Regions from separate parts of the Mus musculus genome. Here region 2 is linked to region 1. A link is a contact called in ENCODE Hi-C or POLR2A ChIA-PET data. All regions are on one chromosome and are shown on one strand. The core of a region is the stretch at or near the end of the contact, and the rest is flanking DNA. Distances in the headings are between cores, read along the strand shown.

Evidence for each region. Hi-C counts contacts between places; a loop is a spot of excess contacts on that map. ChIA-PET counts read pairs that join two places held with the same protein, here RNA polymerase II (POLR2A).
Region 2: a loop to region 1 is called in a map of left cerebral cortex, with 2.4 times the contacts of the local background. The contact joins the promoter of Sobp here to the enhancer-like site in region 1. A Hi-C loop is called at or near these places in 3 of 37 maps with a recorded cell type or tissue (all left cerebral cortex). POLR2A ChIA-PET finds 5 or more read pairs at or near these places in 1 of 5 experiments (embryonic stem cell).

What each region holds. Positions count from the first base shown.
Region 1 is chr10:43,120,879-43,123,642 of GRCm38, reverse strand. All of the region lies in intron 4 of Sobp (sine oculis binding protein), which reads left to right. Among named protein-coding and RNA genes, the nearest start is that of Gm51799, 42 kb to the left of the region's middle. Within about 2 kb of position 1,409, at least 1 of the 3 ENCODE cell types and tissues checked has a DNase peak (open chromatin) inside an H3K27ac peak, as active enhancers do; it is left cerebral cortex, where a contact is called at or near this core.
Region 2 is chr10:43,173,125-43,175,824 of GRCm38, reverse strand. It overlaps Sobp (sine oculis binding protein), which reads left to right and starts at 1,295. Exons shown (of 7, transcript NM_175407.3): 1 at 1,295-1,849. The coding sequence starts at 1,754. It overlaps 9030612E09Rik (RIKEN cDNA 9030612E09 gene), which reads right to left and starts at 1,126. Exons shown (of 1, transcript NR_102361.1): 1 at 1-1,126.

The DNA of each region.
Region 1 (2,764 bases), core at 160-2,659:
CTCCCCCCTCTGGCTCACACACTTCCTCTTCTGTGGGGTTCCAGACAGGGACAACTTCTCAAAGTGCTCCTGAGGCCACAGAGAATAGGACGTGAGAGTGCCTTTACCCTAGAGAGTCATAAGGAAGGAGTCAGAGGTTATAAAGCCGCCTGGCTGCTTTTGCAGTAGATGCAGAAACAGAGTTTAACGTGCTTTATTTTTATTTTATGTTTGTTGTATGTGAATGCCTGTTTGGCCTGCCTGTATGACTTTCAGGCCTGAAGTTACAGATAGTTCTGAGTTGCCATGTGGGTGCTCAGAATTGAACCAGGTCCTTTGGAAAAACAGCCACTGAGCCAACTCTCTAGCCCGAGTTCAACCTTTTAATATCAATTCTACTTTGTAAAATGGCAGAGTGCTTAAAATGTTCTTTTTATTATCCCTCTTAAAAAAAGATCTTAACAAGACTACAAATAGTACTCTTGAATGGCATTTATTTTGTCTTTTTGTGTGTGTGTGTGAGAAATAAATATCCTGTTGTCTAAACTAGTATTCCAAAAGGAGCCAGGAAATCAAAACCGAAGGAAAATGGCCAATGTAAGGCAAGGATGACTGCTTCCTTTCCTTGTTCAAACCTCAAGTTTGTGGTGTTCCGAATGACATTGAAAAGTAATAAATACAGGTTCCTAAGAGCATCCAACTTTGCCTCCTCCTTCTACTTCCCATGGATTGAGGCAGGAATAGATTCTTCTTCAGCAGATGTTGTAGCTCCCAGTGCACCATCATGACGCACAGTGAAGATCATAGATGCTAGAGATGGAGATGCTTGTGAGCGATGTCATTGAGGTTTCCCAATAGCTGCCGTCGTAACAGACACTCTGCGTGGGGACTATTGTTCAATAAGCATTGATTTGACTGTCAAACTATAGCCTGGATGCATCCCAGTGTTTTATTAGAGGTGTCTTTTAGAGGGAACCCATCACTAATTAGCATACATCATCACAGTTTTTGTCGTTATATTTTATTTATACATAGAGTGTAATTTTGTTGTTGTTGTTGCTGTTTTGGTTTTTCAAATTAAACCTAAGCATAGCCTGAAAAGATTTCCTGGTTTTAGACTTAATTATGAAACCCAGTAGTGTAGAAGAAATGTGTAGCAAAATCTCTGCTAATATACTGGTTAACGTGTCCAGTTTTTACTCTTTAGACACGTGCAATGTTTTATTGCAAAATGGCTGTCATTCACAAAGCTTTGAGAAGGGCATTAAGAAATTACTTGCAGTTAATGTCCTCTAACTGCCTCAGTCTCTGGCCAAAGACTTGATTCTGCTTGATGTTTGCACACTGGCTTGCAAGTAAATGAGGCCAGGAGCCAGGGTTGTTCTACTGGATTTCCCTGGCTTTTATTGGGCATAGGGAAGCTTGCAAGATCTGATTGTCTGCATTTGGCCTGCACTTGGCCTTGGCTGCTCAGTCTTAGAAAAACCTTCCAACTGCTTAGCATATAGGGTAGTCCTCTCTCCAGGCCTTCACTTTGTAGGCTGAGGTCTAAGTTCCCTTTGGACACAGCAAACAGGGACGTCCTCAGGAAGCTCTGGGAGAAAAACAACTAAGCCAACAGTTTTCCTGTACTCTCACATTTTAAAATATGGAATGGAATTGTAGTGAGCTGCCATAACTGGGAGTCTCTGAGAGCAATAATGGGGGAGAGGAGTGTGCTAGTCCCTGAAACACTCTGTGAGTGGGAAGAAAGCCGGAAGCTCTGGCAGGTGGAATGAAGTGAAGTTGCGGGGAAAACTTAAAGCACAGGTTTCTGTGGAAAGCCAGAGGGAGATCCAGGACAGAAGTTCTGCAAGCAGGTGGGACACAGTGCCCTAGGAATGCCACCACAGGCCTCGGGGACACGCACAGATCCTTATATTGATCTGAATCCTTGAAAACTGTGTGAGAATTGTATGTGTAAGGGAGACGTGCGTGCAATCAGAATGGACAGGTGAGTATATCCTGAAAAGAAGGACTTAGCAAACACTTCCGTTTTCTAATGGGCTTTGGAGCTTGTGAGGGGAAACAAAGAATCCTAACCTGTTACCCAGAATGAATTCCAACTTCTAAATACCACCGAGTATTTCAGTTAAGTGTGAGGAGCTGATCAAGACTCTACAGAGCTTCAAGACTCCGTGTTCTCAGCGAGTGTGAGCAGAGTGGGGATTTTTGATAAATCTGACACTAGTTTCCTGCTGATCAGCATACAGGATTGTTGCCACATACATGGGAATGCTAATTCCAGACACAGTAGATCTCTGGCTCTCCTTCTGGTGCTAGCTAATGCTAGTCACTTGAATCAAGTCTTTCTCATCTGAGCTGCCAGTAATTATCCAATCCGTCCAGGAGGCACACTCCCTTTTAACATTAACCACAGTGTCAGATTTCATCAGCCACATTGTGTCCCAGTGACTTCTGCTGCATGGAGATAAATGTGCACATTTGGAATTCGTAGTCTGTCTGTTTGGGCAGTGGGCAGTTCAGGAAACGAACGATCAGGAAGGGATCTATTTATTTGTGCTGTATATTCGCCTAATTGATCCAGTCACATGCCGGGATTCCTGCCTTGGTACTAATAGTGCTTGGTTTATTTGAAGAACGAGAACTGAACAAATGATCTGAGGAGTCCTTTTGAGGGGTTTCTCTCCTCCTAACCTGCACTCAGCATGGCTGCACTCCCTGAGTTTGCCTGCTCAAAAAAAAAAAAAAAAAAAAAAAAAAAAAAAAGCTTTGTGAAACCCAT
Region 2 (2,700 bases), core at 46-2,545, 52 kb before region 1:
GAAAAGCTTACTCATACCCCCACACCGAATTCATTCTATCTCTTAAGGACTTAAAAATGTGTAATTTTAAATTCCACCACTGTCATAATGAACACTCCGTAATAACAAGCCGGGGAACAATGGACACCCCCATATCACATTGTGTCAGGTAATTACAAAGTGGAGCGGCGCGGGAAAGCTGAACTGGGAACGTCTAGGTGTCGTTCCTTTGCAGTGTGTGTAGGAGATTTTCAGAGCTGTGTGTTGTCTCTGGAGCCTCATCAAACGGTTCACGCTGATACCTCAACCCAAAAGACAGGGACAGGCGCAGCCGACCTTGGTCCAGGGCGTGGACAGAGGCGGCCCAAGAGGAAACACGTGAGCGCATGGAGGATGAGCTGGGCTTTGGAACCAGCAGATGCGAGTCTGGTGGAAGAGTGTGGAACCTGATGGAGAGGAGAGGGTCCTGTCGTGCGTGGCGAGGGCGTGGGGCTTCTGGGGGGAGGGATCCTGAGCGCACAACAGTACCCACTAAGCCCAACCCTTCCCATTAAGCACAGGGCACGGTGAGGGTGCAAGCCGGGTCACCGGGTAAAGATGCTACTTTGTAACAGAGCATAAGCTTGCGTTTGGGGCAGAGGGGGAAGGGAGACAGAAAGAGAAAGAAAATCAGGGAGCTGGAGGCTGAGTTGTCCTACTTCGAAGTCCTTCTCAGGAAGGCAAAAGCTTCCTGGCAAACAGTCTGACGGCGCGCTGTGCTGGAGACCCCTCTAAGCGACATTCAGCCTCCACACAGCCTGCCGTAGTCTTCGGAGCAGGACACTGGTGCCTGAGCGGTGGGTCCGGTCTGTGTTTCCCTCCGCTCCCGGGCGCTGCAACCCCGGAGCCGAGTTCTCGCTCTGCCTTCAGGTCCCTGCGCCCTTTCAGCGCTCCACCTCCACCCTTCACCCCGCTATGTTTTGCCTCAGCGGCCTCTAGGTCATCCTCAGAAGCCAACTCTGAGCCCACCGGAGCCCACGTCACGGAGCTCGGGAGCAGGAGGGGTCGTCGCGGGGAGGTGGCGGCTCCGAGTAGGGCCGGTGCCCGCCGCCCAGGAGCAGGCGGCCGCCAGCAGCCCCCGGAGCCGCGCAGCATCCGCGTCTACAACGACCGGGAAGCCACGCCCGCTCGCGAGCGGGGGGCTGGCCTTGTCCCCCCCACCCCCAGCCTCCCCTCCCTCGGACCCCTCCCCGCTCAGTCCCTCCCTCCGCCCGCGGCTCGGCTCGCGGGAGGCGCTGGGCGCCGGGGCTGGCGCGCTCTCCCGGGCGCACACACAGATCCACGCACGCACGCCCAGAGCAGCTGTCTCCGCCGTGGCCGGCGCTCCTCTCGCCCATGCGGACAGACAGAGCTCAGGAAGATGGCTGACGACTCCTTCGGGCCCCGAGGATGCAGCCCGGCGGCGGCGGGAGCGGGAGCGGCGGCGGCGGCACCGGCAGCGGCGGCAGCAGGAGCGGCGGCGGCGACGGTAGGAGCGGCGGCGGCGGCATCCCCGAGACTCCCCGGGCTACCCTTCCCCGTGACGGCCACTGACGGTCTCCGCCGCTAGAAGAGACCCCGCTCCTCCCTCGCCTGTTCCACCCCCACCCCCAGCCCCGGACCCGCTAGCACCGCTACCTCCGCCAGCGTTGCCACCATCAGCACCACCTCCACCTCCGCCACCGCCACCGCCACCACCACCACCGCCGGCGGCGGCAGCAGCCATTTCATCTCCACAGAAACCAGACACAAAAACATGGCAGAAATGGAGAAAGAAGGGAGACCTCCGGAAAATAAAAGAAGCCGGAAACCCGCTCACCCTGTGAAGAGGGAGATCAACGAGGAGATGAAGGTATTTTCGGACTCGGAGGCCGGGGAGACCGAGCTCTTTATTCCGTCCGCTCCCTTCGGGCTGTTGTGTAGGCTGCGGGGGGGGGGGGGGGGGACAGGGGCGCGCTTGTCAGTTTCTGCTGGGTCCCTGGGACGCCTCAGCTCCCCCTCCAGGTGCAAAACCGAGGCCAACTCATGGGCTGCATCTCCGAAGTCTGCCAACCTCAGATTTGATGGGGGCGAGGGGGGGGGGATACTATTTAACCTCACAAACCCTAGACTGGTACAGATGTTGCCGGGCGAGGGCACTGAACCCCAGTGGCGAGTGAGCATGGTGCAGTGGCTTTCCTGATGGTCGGTGTAGTATTTCTCCCTTTTTCGGAAATGAATCTCCGGACCCCTCCAAAGTTAAGAGCTGCCGGACCGGGGCACCCGGGATACCTGGATTCCACCCCTCTTCCCGGTCCATCCCCAGGCTCGGTGATCCCGCTTTGCTCCAACTCGCCGGCTGCGGCGGTGTAGCTGTCAGTGGCGGAGGCTTGGGCCGGAGCGGCGCGGGTCAGGGACGCTGCAGCCAGCGGGCTCGCCTCGCCGTCCCCGGCCGCTCCTCTCTGCTTCTGCCCCGGGTCTCCCGCTCGCCTCTGCACGCCTCACTTTCCAGTTAGCAGACCCGGCAAGCCCGGCTGAAAGCCAGCTGTCTGAGGGGCGGCCTCCGCTGCCGCCTGCCCATTGTTCGCGAAGGCCAGCCCCGAGTCCTCTCTGCGAGGCCGGGCGCCCTGCCAGGCCAGCGGTGCTCCAGAGGTGGCGAGCGCAGCCTCCTGGCGCTCCAGCTGTTCGCGTAGAAACCCAAGAACACGGCTCAGCCTGGACTCT